Regions from separate parts of the Homo sapiens genome. Here regions 2, 3 and 4 are each linked to region 1. Evidence: chromatin contacts called from ENCODE Hi-C or POLR2A ChIA-PET data. All regions are on one chromosome and are shown on one strand. Each heading gives the region's core, a stretch centred on a gene start or an enhancer-like site at or near the end of the contact. The rest is flanking DNA. Distances are from core to core; before and after follow the strand shown. Region 1 overlaps LOC101928004 (a long non-coding RNA gene). Region 2 has its middle 52 kb from the start of SSR1. Region 3 overlaps RREB1 (ras responsive element binding protein 1). Region 4 has its middle 34 kb from the start of RREB1.

Region 1 (4,607 bases), core at 1,286-3,785:
GACGGCCCAGGAACTGTTGCTCTAGCCTCATTATCTGTGAATGATTGATTCCAGACAGGAATTGAAGATGAGGCAACTGAGAAAAGGAAAAGGGAAACACCCTGTGTGCCTGTTAAATGCCCTTGTTCACCTGGCGAGAGATATGCATATATAGTCTCACCACTGACTATCTTTTTATATATATGGTGTATATATAAAAATATAGAAGTGTACAGTGTATGTGTATATGTGTGTATATATGTGTATATGTCTGTGTATAGACACATATATGCACATACACACATTATGTACATTTATATCTATATAACGGCAATGCCTGAGCTGGCTATTTCCAGGCGGCCAATATCCTGTTTTAAACTGATTTAAAATATTGCCACTGTAAACTAATATCGTGATTTGCAACCACTTAAATTCTGGAAGAATTTCTCAGGACTGTGATGAAAATCCCAGCGTCTGGTGGTTCCCTCATCGCAGCTTAACCCTAATTGCCTACACTAAGTCCAATTAGTGGCAAATCAGATTCCCCTTCATTTCATCTGATGAAGTAAGCTTTGGCAGGAGCATCTGCCCACGCAAAGCAGGGTGAAGACAGAGAGAAGAACGGGGCTGCAGGGAACGGGGACACGAGTGTGGGGACCCAAGGGTGACCACAGTCCTCCTGCCCCTGAGTCCCCACGGCTCCGTGCCTCCGGCTTGCAGATTCCTTTCCCTGGATAGAGTTTTTGCAACTGAGTTTGGTGAGAATCAAATCTATCAGGTACAGTCCTAGAAACAAATAACTTGAAGTCTACTTTAAAGGCAGATTCTCTTGGTCTCTTTCTTTCCTGTGTCTGTACCTCTGTGCATCTCTAACACACACACACACACACACACACACACACACACACACGGCCCTTCTGTAAGCACACTTTCCTCGCTGTCCCAGTCCTCTCAGTGTCCACGCTCCTGCAGGCGCTGACTTGGGTGGCGGTTGCAGAGGAACCAGTAGGACTGGCACGGCCATGGCCATGGAGCATGTGGTCCAGGGCACAGATAGCAGCAGCTCTGGTTCCAAAGGCAGTGCGTCCTGCCAAAGCCTTCTCTCTCTGCATCTCAAGGTCACAATAATAGATTACGAAAGAGTGGAAAAGCACAGCTCAGAAAATGGGCCATGGGGACTTTCCTCTGGGTGAGGAGGGAGAGAACAATGCCCGATGCGGCAGCAGGTCGTTTGAGCTCTGCTAGGGAAGGAAACGCGGAGCGTGAGGTCCCTCCAATGCCCGGCACCTGCAACGCCTCCTGTCCAAGGGCTCTGAAAACACAAAAATTGGGACCATTGGAAAATGATTTTTAAGGTGCTCTGATGTAGAAGAAATTCCATCACAAACATTAACCTGTTTCACAAGAATCAAATATTTACTATTGTGTTTCATGGTGGCTACTTTTTAAGTCCCTTGCAAATTAAGGTAGGACAAATGTTCTCACAAAATAAACATTCTCCTGTCTTCAGAAACCACTGATAAATAGTCCAGGCCGATGGATCCTTGCCTCTCCTCAGAATAAGGGAGGGCTGTTATTTTAAAGCAGCAAATAGAACAGATCCTCAAGTGCCCTGGCGGAACAGAAGGCTGGACTGTTAAAGTCTGTGACACTCTCAGTGATGACGTTGGTTTCTAAGGGCTGCAGCAGCCATACCCAAAGAAAACATTTTATATATGATGATGTAGTAACTATACTTCAAGTCTTGACTTAAAAATGTATAATTCAACAACAAAATTACAATTTCTCTGTAAAAGGAGCACTTTTTAAAAATCCAAGCCACTTACACTGGTTTGAAAATATTTGGGGGGTCTTAACTGCTTCTGAGGCTATAGCAAGTGGTTTCTCATAAAATCAGACCCAAGGGAACTCTCTGAGAGGACCCTAGGCACTTAGATTTTATTCCGGGTATAATTTATTCCAAACAGTTTAGCAAAATGATGGTCACATTATAAGAGCATACTCTGGATGCAAAATGTCCAGGAAAGACAGAAGTAGAGGTGGGGTCCAAGAAACAATTCCAGTCTCCTAGAAACCATGCCTTCTGCTCAAGCCAAGTGCTTCTCCTGATCACGTCCTCCTGGTAACTCCTAGCAGCTGCGAGCATTGGAACATAGTCTTACCAGTTCCGGAGCCACCAGGCACCTTCTCTGAACGTCTGAACTATCAGCCCCTTCCCTCAGAGCAGGCCTGCAGGGACTCAGCAAGGCTGGGTGCTGGAGGGCCACTCTGTAGGTCTGGCCAGAGGGAGACCACACCACCCAAAGAGCCATTCAGCGACCAAGGCTCCCCTGAGCGGTCGCTGCTGGTGACACAGGCCCTTTGCTGGGAGAGCCCAGCCCTACTCAGAACAGAAGGGCTCACTGCTCCAGCCTCCAGCCTTCAATCCCAGCTGCAGCTTTTCAGCTCTAGTTTTCCCTCCAGGTTATCTTCCCTCTGTGGCTTCCAGCGGGTCACCCTGTGATGCTGCAGTTCCCCAGTCTTTGCAAACGGGGGAGAGATGACTACTGACTTCCGCGATGATTCATGCTGGTTGTTTACAGCAGAGACAGAGGCAGTGCGCTGCCTGCACGTCTTGGAATTAGCTGAGCTGTGAGGGTGCAGCGAGGCCAGCACCGGGGTTCCCGGGTATGCCAAAGCTGGAATTGTGCTGCTCCTCTGCAGAGGTGCAGGGGGAGGGGGGAGCAGGGATACAAAACCTTGCCGGTCAAGGAACGCAGTGTTCCTGGCCCTGTCTGGAACCTTCACAAAGCAGGTGGGAAGGGAAAGTGCATGGGTAAGACGGACTTCCCAAAACAGCTTCTGCCAAATGAAATAAAGAATATCCAGTTCCTCCTTTTTAAATAAATAAATATATATATATATATATATATAAAATTATGAAATAATTTAAATACGTAGAAATATGCAGAAATAATAGATCAAAGGCCCAAGTACCCACTCATCAGCTTTAACATTTTGCTGTCTATACTACAGATTTTTTTATTTTCAAAAACAAAAATGTAATCAGTCAAGCAAGCACATGGCAGCTCCTGAAGGGATTTGATGTTGAGCAATCGCAATATCAAATGAGCCCACCTCCAGTTCTCCGCTGAACGGATCAGCTCATAGGTGTTACTTCCCTCACCCTGCCACCCCCGAGTCTCTTCTGTTGCTTGTGGGACACCGTGGCGAGAGCTCCGGAGTCCAGACTCCACTGTGGAGACTGACATGGTTCCCTGAGCTCCCTGCTTGGTCTCCTGTCCTGCCTGGTCTGAAGTCCTGCCTACGAAGACTGATGGCACTGTACCAATGCAGCAGCTTCCAAATCACTGAGCAAGCAGCCCCCAGCTTCCCCTCTCCCCCTGAGCCCACCTTCTCTCCACGCTCCCTTGTCCCAGGCTGTCCATAGGCACCATTTGGCTCCAATTCCACATCATAAGCGTTTCTATGAATATAGGCTTTGTGGAATGTTTATTCATAGGACATTAATCCCAGAGGGGAATAAAAGCAGTGCTGTCCATGACATTATCTGTGTTAGCCTTGGATTGTCTGCTGTAAAATGCTAATTGCAGCCTCTGGAGTTGAGAAGGTGTTTGTAGGAAGCCTGAACAGGGAGCAGGAGGGCAGGCAGAAGAGGCAGCCCAGCCTTCTAGGATGCCAGGGCCCTCAGAGGAGGAGGAAGGCCTGAGGCCAGGCAGCAGGTAGACAAGGCACAGAGCCTGGTTCTGGAGCTGGGCCTGGGAGGAGGCCTTTGTACTGCCCAGAGGAGGGGCCACAGTGTCCCTCCAGCCACCTGCTCACTGGTTTTACCAAAGCTGGTATCCACACATCCCAAGGGTCTCCTCAGAGCCCATGCCGCTGAACAAACCCACGTTTTTTAAAATGAGAGTGACACCAGCCTGCCCATCCTCACAGTGCAGCAGGGTGTGAGTGTGCAGTGGGGAGCAGGGAGCTAAATCCTAATATACGTGATGTATTTTGAGATTCCAAGGAGCTCCTGGATATGCATTCAAGGGTGGCAGTGTTTCAGGAGGGGCAGATGGGTGTGCAGGCAGCCACACCCTTTCCCCTCCCCCTCCCCCTCCCCCAGCAATTTGTTCCTTTTCAAGTTTGAGACACGCAAGTCTTGCATCTGTGTCTCTGGAGCCGCCTACACAAACCAGCGCAGAGATCACAGGGCTGGGACTGGCTGGCGACAGTTCGCTCCCTTAACTCCAGAGGAGGAAATGGAGCCAGAGGTCGTAAAACGATGATAGAATCGAAAACAAGACCATTTCTTTCTGTACCCCACACCCTTTTTACTTTCACAATGCACACACCCACACCCCACATGCACACTCACACCCATGTCCAGGGTGGCTGGACAGAGCCCCTCCCAGTACTGCCATTCATTTTGCATACATGTTTGGCTGGCTAGTGGGCAGGATTATGTCTGAGAAAACCTCCTTTTAATCAATCTGATGCTTGCCAGCCAAGGAGCTGACAACTGTGCAAAGCACTGAGCCATGGGGCAGTGTTCCGTTTTGTCTCCTCTGGGCAGCTGACAAGATGGAGTCCCTCGGAGGTGAGAGGATGGTTTCTAGAAGCACAGGAATTCTCAGTAGTGG
Region 2 (4,607 bases), core at 1,107-3,606, 510 kb after region 1:
TAGTGTGTTTAATTGAGGTTAAAAAAAGAAGCAAGAAAAGTGTTTGCAGATTGGCTTTATGGCGGTGAGCTTTGCAATGATCTCTGAAAAAGTCCGGGGAGTCCGGCAGGCAGATGAGAATCTAGGCTTGCTGGCGTATCCAGATGACTCGGAAGGAGGACCCCAGACGGGGAGGGGCAGTGCTGGGAGCAGGAGGCGTCCTGGTCAGGCTGTCCATCCATGTCTACCCAGCAAATATTTGCAGGCCCTGAGCTCAGCAGGGGAGGAAATCTCAGGCAAATGAGACACAGACTCTGCCCTCCAGCCGCTTCGGAGAAAACAGCCGAGAAGGACACTGTTAAATGGAGTGGCAAGCCCAGAGCATCAAGGGCATTTGGAGGTGGGGGGCACTGCTGCTTGGGGACATGTAGACAGAATTTATAGAACGAGGCCCCTGGAAGGATTTCTGCAGGTTGCAGCAGGGTGGAGGAGCGTCGCCGGCCCGGGGCCAGGAAGAAGCTCAGGGCACAGGGAAGCTGGCCACGGGGTGTCCCATCACATCAGAGTGGTGTGGGCTACGGCTGGAAGGGGAGGCAGGCCACTGGCTGACACGCCGCACAGCAGACCGTGAATAGACGCATGAGCGAGTCAGGGAGTCAGGAGAGCTCTGAACACTTGAGTTCATTTCCTGCTGGAGGTGGGAGCCGTTGAAGGTTCTTGAGGGCATCCGTGAATGCACCGGAACTGTGGTCTAGAAACGTCCTAGCAACAGTGTGAGACGGGGAGCCAGCAGAGAAATCATCAAACAGTCTAGGCAGAAGGTAACGAGGGCCAGATGTGGTGGTGTGCACCTGTAATCCCAGCTACTTGGGAGGCTGAGGCAGGAGGATCACTTGACCTCAGGAGTTCGAGACCAACCTGGACAATGTAGCAAGGCCCTTTCAAAGAAAAAAAAAAAAAGGAGTTGGGGAGAGAGAGAAAAGGTAATGAGGGTTTGAAGTGGGCTGGGGAGGAGAGGAGCACTGGAGAGATCGCATTTGGCAGTACTTGATTAACGAAGATTGCAATGGGGGCGCACTCAAGCTTTCAACATTGTCACCGGAAATTGGGGGAGGTGGTGCCATGAAGGATGCCGGGGAAGCCAGGTGGAGAAGTCAGTTTGATGGAACACAGAGATCATGGGTTCCTTCTTGTTGGAGGTGTCTATCAGAGGTCTTCAAGTGACAAAAATTCAACTCAGAGGCTGGGTGCATTGACTTATGCCTATAATCCCAACACTTTGGGAGGCAGAGACAGAGGCAGGACTTGAGTCCAGGAGTTCGAGACTACCCTGGGCAACAAAGTAAGACCCCCATCTCTACTATAAATAAATAAATAAATAACTCAGATCAGCCTCTACAAAAATGAGAATGGGTTAGCCCACATTGACAAAAAGTCCAGAAAGTGACTTTAGTTAGATGCACGTCCACCAAAGCTCATGTTCGAGCCCACCATGTCCCATCTCCTGGTTCTGCTTTCTTCCTCAGGGAGAGCACCTGCCAGGCAGCAGTGTCGCTCAGCTTATGCGCAGCCAGCTTGGGGACTACAGCAGCTCATCCTAACAAGAGACCAGAACTTCAGGCTGGTCTGAGGCATGTGCCCACCTCTGGGTCACACGTCATTCTTGAAGCAGTGGGCAAGTCAAATATCCCCACCCCTCCTGCACAGAAAAGGGGAGGATCCCAAGAAGAGAATGTGGGGGCTGCCTCCAGGAGGAGAAGAAAGACTTGTGGGTCCACTGCAGACATCCAGGTGGAGATGTCTGGAGCCCAGGGGTCGGGTAAGAGCTACAGCCAGGTTGGGGTTATTGTGGGAGGAGCCGTAGGAGTGAATGAGATCAGGAAAGGTGGCCGGGGTAGACCTAGGACCTAGGGACCTAGGAAAGAGACAGACACGCTGGGGAAGAAGCGTCAGAGGACAGAGGGTGAGACGCTTGAAAAGGAAGTGGGCGAGAACAGTGTTGCCTAAAAAGAGGGAGCCCAGTTCCCTGAAGGTGAGGGTGAAGACAGGCCATTGGGCTGAGACGATGGGCAAAGGGCAGGGTGTGGGCAGAGCTGGTTTGGGACCCAGAGCAGTGGAAGGGCAGAGCAGCCCTTGCCGAGACCAAGGGACAGCAGGGCTGAATGACCGCAATGCAGCACCCGCTTCGCTTTGCAAATAAAATGCGGACTGCGCGAGAAAGCCTGGCTTTTAGCGTCCATGCGTGTCCAGGAACAGCGACCAGGGCAAGTGCTTGAGTGCGCCAGGCTGGGCGAGGCAGGGAGGGACTGAGGGCTGGGTCCGGGGGAGAGGAGTGGCCAGGGAGGAGGGGCGACCCAAAGGCCTCCGGTGATGCGCTGACAGAAGGTAAAAACAAGGAACAAAGCAAAACCACACACAGGACGGCAGCGCGGAGTCCGGGCCCTGCCCTCTGCAGCAGCGCAGCCCGGGGACTCTGGGGCTCTCCCTGCTGCCTGTGGAATTTCCAGGCCAGCGCATCTGATTGGCCTGGCCTGGGGCAGTGGGTGGGGATTTGGATGTTTCCAGAGAAGGGAAGATGGCGGTGAGACAGCCGCTCGGCAGCTCCAGAGGGGTCGATCCCGCGACAGGGGAAGGGGGCGTGGGCGTCACATGGCAGCGCTGAGACTTGAGTGCTGGAACAGCCCAGCGAGGAAGGTCCCAAAGACAGCTCTTTTCACCAGAGACAGGCCGTGCGTTTGCGGTGCGGGCTCCACCCGCAGTTCTGCTTCAGGTAGAAAAGGGATGAGGGTGCCGGGCCAGCTTGACCCGGTTTCCGCAGGGGCAGAAGCACTTCTTACCTTCGGCCTGCAGAGCCCCTCAAGCAACAGGGAACCACATTCTCCTGCCCTTGGAAAAAGTTGACCCGCTTCACAGTGAAGCCAGAGAGGCGAGGTGGGGGCGGCGGGGGGATTTGGATGGGACTTCCAGACGCCTTTCTTCTTCCCAGTGCCTACCTAGGGATGGGGACGCTAGGACAGCTGAAGCTGGCACATATCTGATCACTGTTCCTCAAGCACCTCTTTGTCCATGCACCCTCCCTGCCCAACACCTCCAATGGCCTCTGAGGCTTGGAGAATGACATCCAAGCTCTGCTTCCCAAACAGGCCCAAGCCCACCCTCTGCCTCCCAACTCATCCGACCATGACCACCATCTGTCACCCTTTGCAGCCACGCCCTGTGGTGACCACGCCCACAGACGGCCCTGGTGACCTCGCCGACAGATGGGCACGACCTTGAATGGCTCTGCTTTTGATAGTCACGCCCCTTGTAGCCATGTCCTGTGATGGCCACACCCACCAATGAGCATGCCCTCAGGTGACCACTCTCAGACACCCTGGGATCCAGCTGCCCTCACACCCCCGGGGCATGCCTGGGCACACCTGTCCTCTCTTTGGCCCTCCCCTAAAAAGCCCTCCAAATCCTAAATCCTTCTTCCAAATCCTGTTCTGCTGCTTCAGTCTCACCACCTCCTTGAGGCCCCCTGTGACTACCCCAGCTCTCTGGTGTTCACTCGCTTGGTTCCTACGATACATTGGAGCACATTTGCCTTTTTAAAAATAAGCTGAGCTGTCTCCACAGCTAGATTTTCAGATCCCGAAGGATAGGATGGAGGCAATTATTCTTTTTTGTGTACCATCCAAAACTTATCCCAGCACCAAATACCTTTTAGCTATTCAGTCTATGTCTCTTTTTTTTTGAAATGGAGTTTTTGTTCTGTTGCCCGGGCTGGAGTGCAATGGCATGATCTCAGCTCACTGCAACCTCCGCCTCCTGGGTTCAAGCGATTCTCCTGCCTCAGCCTTCCGAGTAGCTGAGATTACAAGCACCCGCCGCCACACCCAGCTAATTTTTTGTAATTTTAGTAGAGATGGGGTTTCACCATGTTGGCCAGGCTGGTCTTGAACTCTTGAGCTCAAGTGATCCACCCGCCTCAGCCTTCCAAAGTGCCGGGATTACAGGCGTGAGCCAACGGGCCCGGCCTGGCTCCCGAGAGCTTTCTAATGTGCAAGGAGGGCTGGGACTGGCTGATCTAAGGGTACCCTGGGAGTGCGATAGTGTGGTCAGCTTATGGGATTTGGAGCCAAACGGCCCCAGTCCAAGCCCTCACCTCACTCTCTGTGTGCGATCCAGCAGCCCTGGGCCTCAGTCATCTTCATCTCCCATATGGGTTTAAAATGCCCACTGCCCAGAACACACAGTGCCTACAGAGCTGCAGATGAGTCGAGCCCCTAAAGCGATAGCCCCCAAGCCTCCCTCAGAACCTAAGGGCTACACTGAGATAGACCCTCAGTCTTCTATACCCAGGGACATGTGGGGACAATGCAACACTCTCAAAAGAGGTGGCTCAAACAATGTCAACCGTAGTCATTTTATAGTGCTGGGAAAAGAATAGCCTTAATTTTACATCTGATTATAGAGGGAAGGATTCATAGTGTCCCTAAATTGACCTGTCTAAATATTTCCACATAATATGCACAATTGTCATCTGCAGGCACAAACGTTTCCTTTTCTTTTCTTCCCTTTTTTTTTTTTTTTTGAGACTGAGTTTCACTCTTGTTGCCCAGGCTGGAGTGCAGTGGCGCCATCTC
Region 3 (4,607 bases), core at 754-3,253, 390 kb after region 1:
CCAAGGTGACTGGTTCTATTGCTGCCCTTTAAGCAAAGGTGGGAGGGGGGATGGGGGAGAGAGAAAGTTGGCTTCAGACACCTGAGAGCATCCTGTTCTGGGTACAGTGTGTGTATGTATATGTTTGTAAGTTGAAATTTTATTTTAACTGAGGTAATTGGAGAAAAAGGGATAGTGTAGAAATGGGAGGAAAAGACAGTATCAGTAAGTTAAAAATATCAGTAGGTTCTGATGTTTAACTCAATATACTTTGAGTGAATGTAATGGTAAATGTTAAAATTAAAGATCTGGTTTGACTGAAGTTAACTTTACATTTGGAGTTAAGGGGAGAAAAATAGATAACTGTTGAAATGTTAAATTTATTTTTGCATAAAATAGTTCTGCTATAACCTATGTGTAGCTATTCAAACAAATAAATATTCGACAATATAACTGAATTGGTTATTGATCAGGTAGTTGGGCCTTCAAAAAAAAGTATGAGAATATGAAATATAAACAGATTTAAGTTCTGTAAAAACAAAATCTGTAAAATCATTCAGGTATATTTGTGTTCAAAATTTTCCAAAAAGATTAGATTAAAAGTATCTTTTAATTGGTGATATATATTGACTCCATTAGACTTTGGAAATTTATATTTTATCAGTCAGAACTTTTAGATTCAGACTAGAAAAAAAATTCCTTCTTGGTCCTTTCCCCCACCCACCCTTTTTATTGTACATAGATGCTGTTAACAGAACTTTGCCTTTTTCATTCCTATCAGGTTTAGTACAGTTCATGCGCAGGTTTCAGTAAACATTAACTACTTTTATCAGAGCTTGCAGTGTGCTGAATGGTTAGCAAAGAGAGTGTACTGCAAGAGACAGATGAAAATGAGAGAGTCCAAGGTCACATGGATTTTGAATTTTTTTTAATTATTGAGAATTTAGGGGAAAGACCATCAGGCTTCACACTTTAAATCTCTTTATGTGGGCCTGCCACACGGCGTCTTTGCCAGCTTTTGTATGTACTGAAGCTAAAACATTTGTTCAGATGCTGATTGGCAAGGCAAGTGACTTTAAAACATGGTTTTTTTTTCTTTCAATTAAAAAAAGTTTTATTCAGGGCTGCCTTCTAGGATGAAAGATTCTCAAGGCCCTATCAAAGACGTAATGCAACACTTATCGTGGTGATTCTTAAGACTCCTTTGAATTTTATAGGGATATCCTTTTTCTCAAAGATTTTTCAGGATTGCCTTCTGATAATCTATTTCGTTTCTGGAGTTAGCACAGTAACTCGTAAACCAAGTGCTAAAAGATGAAATCTGAAACACAGATATAGAATAAACGTGTTTTGGATATCATGTAATGTTCCCCAACTTTTGCCTATCATTTTCGAAAACAGGAATGTGATCTGTACTTATTTTTAGAGAAAAGGACACGAACATTTGAGAAATTACTGACAAAAATTATTCTCCTCCTGCCCCTCCGATCCAATAGGTTTGAAGCCGCTGGTCCTCGCCTTTTACTCCTTAGCTGGACAGCGGGTTCGGGATCTGCCCCATGACTAAGGCTGAAGTGGAAAGTTGCGAAGATAGAACAAGAGTTGTTCCTTAGGGTGGTGTCCCTAAACTTGAAAGTGGACTTGGTCCTGCTCGCAGGTGGGCTTGCACGCGCCAGGCTTCGTGTGGTGGCTCGCGCGCGCTGGCCCCCGAGCGCCAGCGTGGGTGACCCGTGCCCCGCCCCGGACGGCCTTTTCACCCTGTTCTGTTTCTGGGGAGGGGCGAGGGGAAAACTGCGGGTGCCTTCCCTCAGAGGCGGGCAGCCATTGTGCCTCGGGAACACGGTCTGAGTAGAGTTGTGTTCGCACAGCTGAAGGCGGCCGGCGGCCCTCCCAGGGCCTCGAGGGTCTGTCTGTGCCCTCCTCAGGCTGGGACCGGGCAGCCGACTGCCCGCGTCAGGGCTCCACGGCCGCAGGGGCCCCCTCGGGCCGCCCCCAGGGCTCCCGCGGTGGGTGTCCGGTGAGCGGGTAGCGAGGCCATCAGTCAGGGCGGCGGGCGCCGATTGGCTGGCGGGCTGGCGGGGGCCGGGCGGGGCGGGGCTCGGTGTTCGTTCGCGCTGGCGTTCCCCCGTGAGTAGAGCCGCGTCTTCCAGCGGATCTTGCCGCACTTTCCTCAGTTGCGAAGGGCACGGCCGCTGGGGACACAACCTAATGAACAACCGGAGCTCTTCAGAGATGCCTTTAGCAACTCAGCTCCTTAAAAATAATAAATTCCTCTTAGGGAAAGATTAGAAGATGAGTGTGCTTGGAGCGAACCCGTGCCCGCCCCCCCGCCTTTTTTGGCTAGAGGGCATTTAGCCTGTGACCACTTTTAAATTTTCACAAGATTTGCATAGACATGAGCATGCCCACTCGCATTATGTAATTATTTCCCCAAATAAGTCCCCATTGAAACATTTGGCTTCCCCGATGGCTATTTCAGAATAAAAACATGTAGCAGGGTATTTCATGATGGGTAGCTCCAAAAACTTTTGTTTAAAAGAAAAACCACGTATCTAGAAAATGCTCCTTTAAGCCTTTTTTGACGAGGAGGAGGGGTGCAGACACTTGCCTGCGGCAAAGTGAACCTGGAAGGAGCGGGGCGTGTGTAGGACAGAGCCCAGGAGAACGGGCAGCCGGGTGGCCGGGCCAGGAAGCAGGGCCTTTCTGGCCCTTTCCGCAGAGGGCTGGATAATTGCCTCTCCTTTCTAAAAGGAGCCGTTTTCTGGGCCGGGAGCGGTGGCCCTCGCCCATAGGCTCACGCTCGTAATTCCAGCAATTTGGGAGGCCCAGGCAGGCGGATCATCTGAGGTCAGGAGTTCGAGACCAGCCTGGCCAACATGGTGAAACCCCGTCTGTACTAAAAAAAATACAAAAATTAGCTGGGCGTGGTGGCGTGCGCCTGTGATCCCAGCTACTCAGGAGGTTGAGGCAGGAGAATCGCTTGAACTTGGGAGGTGGAGGTTGCAGTGAGCCGAGATCGCGCCACCGCACTCCAGCCTGGGCAACAAGAGTGAAACTCCGTCTTAATTTAAAAAAAAAAAAAAGGCTATTTTCTGAGAATGGAGGTGGAGGACCACACAAAACCCAGCCAGTTCTCGTGGCTTCCGCTTTTACACCCTCCTCCGAGAGCCGGCTCCCATGCCCTTCCCAGCTGCGCTGCCCTCGGCACCACCGGGTGCGTCCCCCCGCAAAGCTGGACGCCCTTGTGTCCTCCCGCCTGCCCTCGGTGTCAAGTCTCCCTCCAGGACGCAGTTTCTCGATGTTCTGTACTGGAAGTACATCACCGGTGAGGGCAGCAGGTCACTGTTTGGTAACCATCAGGCTGTTCCGGTGGCTAAAGGTTGCCTGCTGCCAGGCGCCTTGCTGAGTGTGCCCTGCCTTAGTCTGAGACAGTTCGTGGGGTCAGGCTTGACCCCCAGCAGGCCCGCTTCATGAGCTGGCGCCTCTGCAGCCATGTGATGGGCGGAGCCACGTGGGGCTAGCTTACCAAGCCAGGGCACTGACTTCTGCCCCAAGGCCGGGCAGGGAGGACCCCAGCACCGGCCACTCTAGGACCCTAGAATGAGTTCAGTGACTTTACGTGGCACCCCCTCTTTCCACTTTGAGACTTACCTCACTTTTGCTGCACCACCTTTGGTGGTCGCTTTTCTCTTAATAGTGATTCTTCATTCTTCATGGGGGGATAACTTTTCTCTTCTACACATGCTGGGACCCCTCTCCAGGAGGTTCTGGTGGAGCATGAACCAGTGGCTGGGGCATTGGAAGCTTCCCAGGCGATGCAAATACAAAGCCCTAATAAAGCTTTCAAAACTGCGTTAGAAACAGGTCACTTTTACATTTGTGTTGGAAACTTGTCTTGAGACAAATGAATACATTTGAGCCACTGGGATTTTTGGGGAAAATACAGCTAAAAGGGTTAGGAAATGATACATAAGGAAATTCTCCCATCTGATGCTGGCTGGCTTGCTTGCTTGCTGCAAACCCGAGTGTTTTCTATTAAGTGAGGCATTGTGGTTCCTATGCTAGCCCTGATGGGCCTTCAGCACTGGCAGGTGTAAATGCGGCTCATTAATTTTTTAAGAAGTTGGAACTCTGACAGTTTTCAGGGATGCTGAGTAGCTGGTACCAGATGTTTCTTTTGTTAAGGGCATGGAGAGGCAGTGTCACAGGTAATCAGGCTATGGTCGTTCACTCCCTTGGTCTGAGACTATGCGTTTTGTGGTGCTGAATGTTTTCTTAAACCAAGAAGGGTGTGGGGAGGTGCATGTTCTGGTTTCTAGTTGGGCTTTCCCCCGACACTGGCTCTTGCAGTATTATCTTAGGTAGAGGTGTTGACTCAATTATCATTAGACCCAGCTCCTGTTGGAAGAGAGTAAATGGTGCTTGGGGCCTCTTTATCTAGACCGTTTTGCCACCGCTGAAGTGACAGCCTGTGCTTCTAACTGAATTCAGTCCTTTTTTTTCACTCCCTTTCTGTGGAACAACAGCAAAGTCGGCTGCTCATCATTCGGGTGCAGACTTTACAGCCTCTGAACAGCCTCTGCTTTTGCAGTTTATGAATGCACCATTTGTTGTTTTGAGCACAACTG
Region 4 (4,607 bases), core at 1,427-3,926, 320 kb after region 1:
CCACTGCGCCCGGCCAGCATACATTCTTAAGTTTAATATTGTTGAATTTATCAGTCTTTTTCTTTATGGTTAATGCTTTTATATTTTAAGAAATTCTTCCCTATTTATGAAGTTATTCTCCTGTATTCTTCATAGTTTTTTGAAGATATTCTCCTCTATTCTTTATAGTTTTTTTCCCCTTTCACATTTTCTTATATGGTATTTCACTCATCTGAAACTGATTTTTATGAATGTTGGAAGGTAGAGGTCCATTTCAGTTTTCATTTAAATAGATATGTGTTTGTCCAGGCACTGTTTATTGCAGCTTCCATCTTTCCCACACACTCTGGAATGCCACCTGTGTCATGCATGTGTGCTCCGTCTGTTTCTGTGCTCTCTATGTGCTGTCCGTCTCTTTGTCAACCTTAGATCCAGCTCTACATTGTCTTAGTTATGACAGCCTTTAAGGAGTCATGCCATCTGGGAGGGCATGTGCTTCCACCTTGTTCTTCTTCAATGATGTCTTGGTGTTCTTGGCCTCTTGTGCTTCTATGTAAATTTTAGAAACAGTTCCAATTCTGTTACAGAATCTTTTGGAGTTATTAGGACTGCACTGAACCTGTAGACCAATGTGGGGAGAACCAGCACGTTTACAATAGAGTGTACCACATTGAAAGGCAGTGTGCAGAATCGCTAAAAGGATGGAGGCAGACCTCCTGGGTGCAGATCCTAGCTCCGCTCCTCACTGGCCATGTGACCCTGGAGAATTTGACCTTAGAGTGTCTCAGTTATCTCACTTGTGTAATAGGGATCGTAGTAGTACCTACCTTATAGGGTCATAATAGTACCTACTGTATAGGGTAATTGAGAGGATTAGGTGATTACATGTCTTGCATATAATATGTGCAAAGTGCTCAGAATAGTCTCAGGCACATAGTAAAATTATATAAGTGCATGAACACCAATTATGTATATCTTCTTCAATGCCCCAAGAACGTTGTGGTTTTCTTTATAAAACTTGACCTGTAGAATATACAATCCAGTCATGTGTCACTTAACGAAGGGGAGGCATCCTGAGGAATGCATCATTAGGTGATTTTGTCATTGTGTGAACATCAGAGTGTACTTACACAAACCTAGATGGTATAGCCCACTACACACCTAGGCTATATGGTATGTAGCTTATGGCTCCAAGGCTACAAACCTGTACAGCATGTTATTGTACAGAATACTGTAGGCAACTGTAACACAACAGAAATTATTTGTGTCTCTAAACATATGTAAACATAGAAAAGGTACAGTGAAAATATGGTGTTATAAGGAATGTGTATATACTATCCCTCATGGGACCCCTGTCATATATGCAGTCCATTGTTGACTGAAATGCTGCAACTGTGTGTATTCCTACATCTCCCTACATACGTAGAATATATTATATTACATATGTATTAGTGTATAGTAAATATTCCTACATATCATATAATATATAGGAATATATATAACTTTTAAAATATATTAAAATACCTTAAAACTTTTGATGCTCTTATAAGTGGTATTTTTAAGTGTTTCTGTGTACAGTGTTGTGTTTAGTTAGTATGTTTTAAGAGCTGATTATGACCATCTTTGATAAATACTTAAATACTTGTGTTGCATGAGGTACTGCTTGGAGGCTGGGCACAGTGGCTCATGCTTGTAATCCCAGGACTTTGGGAGGCCGAGGTGGGCAGAACACTTGAGGTCAGGAGTTCGAGACCAGCCTGGCCAATGTGGTGAAACCCCCATCTCTACTAAAAATACAAAAACGAGCCGGGCGTGGTGGTGGACACCTGTAATCCCAGCTACTAAGGAGGCTGAGGCACGAGAATTGCTTGAAGGCAGGAGGTGGAGGTTAAAGTGAGCCGAGATTGTGCCATTGCAATCCAGCCTGGGCGACAAGAGCCAAACTCCGTCTCAAAAAAAAACAAAACAAAACAAAACAAAAAGAGAGAGAGAGAGATACTGCCTGGGACCAGAAATATGGACACTTTTATCTGGCTGATGGCCCATCACGATTACTGCTCTGTTCTCACAGGGTTGAACATTTTACTCACTTTACATGATTTTAAACCACTGTATCCCATTGACTTCTGTTGTTGAAACAGAGGATTTTGGCAGCCTGGTTCATTTTCTCTTGTATATCAGGTTCTTTGGGTTCACTATTTTCTTTTTAATAAGATCATGATATTTCAGTGTTTACCTATAGCTCACCCACCATTTAGGTTTTATTTCCAGTGCTCTCATGCTTCCCTAAATCCTGTACGAAAGATGCTATGTCAGGAGGCACGGTGACTCAGGCCTGTTGTCCTGGCACATAAGAAGGCGAGGTCAGGTGTTTGAGACTAGACTGAGCAACATAGGAAGCTCTCATCTATTAAAAAAACAACAAAAAAACCAAAAACAAAAAAACATGCTATGTCCTTGGCTATTCGAGCCACAGCTTTGTGCATTGACACACATCCAGCATCAGCAAGCTTTTTCTAAATGAGAACAAGCGTCATTCCTTTGTCCATTTGTCAGACTTGTCACATATGTCTCTATGGGATTATAGTTTTTTTAAAAAAAGAAAAGAAAGTAAAGGGGGAAATATCTGTAGGTTCCCCTTGCCTGTGTGTTCCTCTGCTTTCAGCTCTTCAGCACAGGCAGTCTCGGTCACGTGGCCCTGCTCACGCAGGGCCCAGACCCACGCTGCGAAGCTCTGTATGATTGTGTTTTGGGTTGCAGGAGGCAGAAACTCAAAGTGAAACCAATGAAAAAAACCAATGTGTTCTTAATGGTTTTTACCTAAACCATAAATCCCTCTCTTCGAGGGAGAGGGGAATCACCCAAGATTTGGCCCAGTTCCCTCATTAAGTTCCAGGGCTATATTTGTCTGTATTTTTTCTTTTCTTTTCTTTTTTTTTTTTTTTTTTTGTTCATATGTGTGTCAGTTTGGTGACGACCTGTGTCCAACTCACTCAAGGAAGATATTTAAAATGCAGATTCCAGGGCCTGATCTAGACTAAGGGAATAAGACAGTGGGAAGAGGAGGAGGTAGAGAGTTGAGTCTCCTGACTCCCTGGTGGTGCTGACAGTCAAACAGGACTTACTAACAATGATGAAGGTATTATGGGCTCAGATTTTTATCCATCACTACATTATCACTAAATTTTTTTTTTTTTTTGAGACCAAGTCTCACTCTGTTGCCCAGGCTGGAGTGCAGTGGTGTGATCTTGGCTCACTGCAACATCCGCCTCCTGGGCTCAAGCGATTCTCCTGCTTCAGCCTCCCGAGTAGCTGGGACTACAGGCGCACACCACCATGCCCAGCTAATATTTGTATTTTTAGTAGAGACGAGGTTTCACCATGTTGGCCAGGATGGTCTCGATCTCTTGACCTCGTGATCTGCCCACCTCAGCCTCCAAAGTGCCAGGATTACAGGTGAGAGCCACCGTGCCAGGCTTAATTTTTATATTTTTAGTGGACACAGGGTTTCACCATGTTGGCCAGCCTGGCCTCGAACTCCTGACCTCAGGTCATCCACCTGCCTCAGCCTCCCAAAGTGCTGGGATTACAGGCATAAGCCACTGCGCCTGGCCTAATGGAACATTTTTTACCAGGTTTAAAATAAGATATCTAATGCCAGATGCTGTGGCGCACACCTTTAGTCCCAGCTGCTTGGGAGGCTGAGGCAGGAGGTTTGCTTGAGCCCAGGAGTTTGAGACCTGCCTGGGCAACATAGTGAAACCGCATGTCTATATGAATAAAATAAATAAATAAATAAATAAATAAATAAATAAAATAAATGAAATAAGATAGCTAACACTTATTAAGTGCCATGTGTCAGGCAGGCACTTCACATTTAAACCTATGTGTAGGCTACTATTGTTAGTCCCACTTTATAGAAAAGGAAACTGAGGCACATAGAGTTTAAATGCTTTGCCCTGAGTCAAACACCTGAGGCAGAATTGTCATGTTCTTTGACAATCTTCAAAGCAAATTCACGATATTTGTTAATTACAAAATAACGGAGTCTCTGGCACAAATGGGCCCAAAGAGTCTGCTTGGATCATAATCATGCCTTGGTGCTATATTAGGTCCCTTATAAATTATTCATTCTTTTAGCAAGTTCTTACTGAGCATTTAGAGTCCCCGTGGCTTGGGACAGGTATTCCACAAAAGGGAGGGATGTACAGGAAGTTATACAGACAAACTAGAAACTTCTTAGCAGATGCCTGTGCATAAATGAGAGGACTTGGATTAGGGCTGGGGGGAGCGGTGCTGACAGAATTACTGTCCAGAGAGCTGTTATCTTGTTATCTGTTATCTTGGCTGTGTGCTAAATGTTTTAGGTGTATTTTTTTCATTAATTTCTCACAAGAACCCCACTGGGTTAAATTCTATGAATAATCTATTGAACAGGAAACTGAGGCTTAGAGATGTGAAGAGACTTGCCTGTGGTCATATGGCTTCGGCCTCATGGTTGTGATATGAAGGCAATGCGTATCTCTCTCTGGACCCTGGCTTTCATCCGCTGGATTTTCTGCTTTCGTCAAATAGGATTTTGTTTTCTAGAAGAGAACTGCCATCCCTCTGATAGTGACCCAGATGGC

What was found. A loop is a pair of places that touch in the nucleus more often than their neighbours do. ChIA-PET counts read pairs that join two places held with the same protein, here RNA polymerase II (POLR2A). Pooled maps may share reads with other maps.
Region 2: a loop to region 1 is called in a pooled map, with 2.1 times the contacts of the local background. The contact joins two enhancer-like sites. A Hi-C loop is called at or near these places in 3 of 50 pooled maps. POLR2A ChIA-PET finds 5 or more read pairs at or near these places in 4 of 52 experiments (HEK293, K562, activated B cell and 1 more).
Region 3: a loop to region 1 is called in a pooled map, with 2.5 times the contacts of the local background. The contact joins two enhancer-like sites. A Hi-C loop is called at or near these places in 4 of 168 maps with a recorded cell type or tissue (Right ventricle myocardium inferior, dorsolateral prefrontal cortex, gastrocnemius medialis and 1 more) and 7 of 50 pooled maps. POLR2A ChIA-PET finds 5 or more read pairs at or near these places in 4 of 52 experiments (B cell, MCF 10A, PC-9 and 1 more).
Region 4: a loop to region 1 is called in a pooled map, with 4 times the contacts of the local background. The contact joins two enhancer-like sites. A Hi-C loop is called at or near these places in 3 of 37 single-sample maps with no recorded cell type and 7 of 50 pooled maps. POLR2A ChIA-PET finds 5 or more read pairs at or near these places in 6 of 52 experiments (BJ, Caco-2, T-cell and 3 more).

What each region holds. Positions count from the first base shown.
Region 1 is chr6:6,747,633-6,752,239 of GRCh38, forward strand. The region is part of intron 2 of LOC101928004 (a long non-coding RNA gene); the gene reads right to left. LOC105374901 (a long non-coding RNA gene) reads right to left here. Exons shown (of 2, transcript NR_187807.1): 2 at 4,274-4,607. Among named protein-coding and RNA genes, the nearest start is that of LY86-AS1, 130 kb to the left of the region's middle. RefSeq lists enhancers at 2,380-2,997, 3,618-4,235. Within about 2 kb of position 2,536, at least 27 of the 41 ENCODE cell types and tissues checked have a DNase peak (open chromatin) inside an H3K27ac peak, as active enhancers do; they include PC-9, dorsolateral prefrontal cortex, gastrocnemius medialis and 1 more, where a contact is called at or near this core.
Region 2 is chr6:7,258,940-7,263,546 of GRCh38, forward strand. No RefSeq gene overlaps it. Among named protein-coding and RNA genes, the nearest start is that of SSR1, 52 kb to the right of the region's middle. RefSeq lists enhancers at 2,139-2,930, 2,497-2,616, 2,687-2,826, 2,931-3,722 and silencers at 2,167-2,296, 3,420-3,595. Within about 2 kb of position 2,357, at least 30 of the 41 ENCODE cell types and tissues checked have a DNase peak (open chromatin) inside an H3K27ac peak, as active enhancers do.
Region 3 is chr6:7,139,173-7,143,779 of GRCh38, forward strand. All of the region lies in intron 1 of RREB1 (ras responsive element binding protein 1), which reads left to right. Among named protein-coding and RNA genes, the nearest start is that of RREB1, 34 kb to the left of the region's middle. RefSeq lists enhancers at 1,203-1,730, 2,201-2,330 and a silencer at 1,741-2,120. Within about 2 kb of position 2,004, at least 31 of the 41 ENCODE cell types and tissues checked have a DNase peak (open chromatin) inside an H3K27ac peak, as active enhancers do; they include PC-9, dorsolateral prefrontal cortex, gastrocnemius medialis and 1 more, where a contact is called at or near this core.
Region 4 is chr6:7,071,260-7,075,866 of GRCh38, forward strand. No RefSeq gene overlaps it. Among named protein-coding and RNA genes, the nearest start is that of RREB1, 34 kb to the right of the region's middle. RefSeq lists an enhancer at 2,401-2,640. Within about 2 kb of position 2,677, at least 5 of the 41 ENCODE cell types and tissues checked have a DNase peak (open chromatin) inside an H3K27ac peak, as active enhancers do.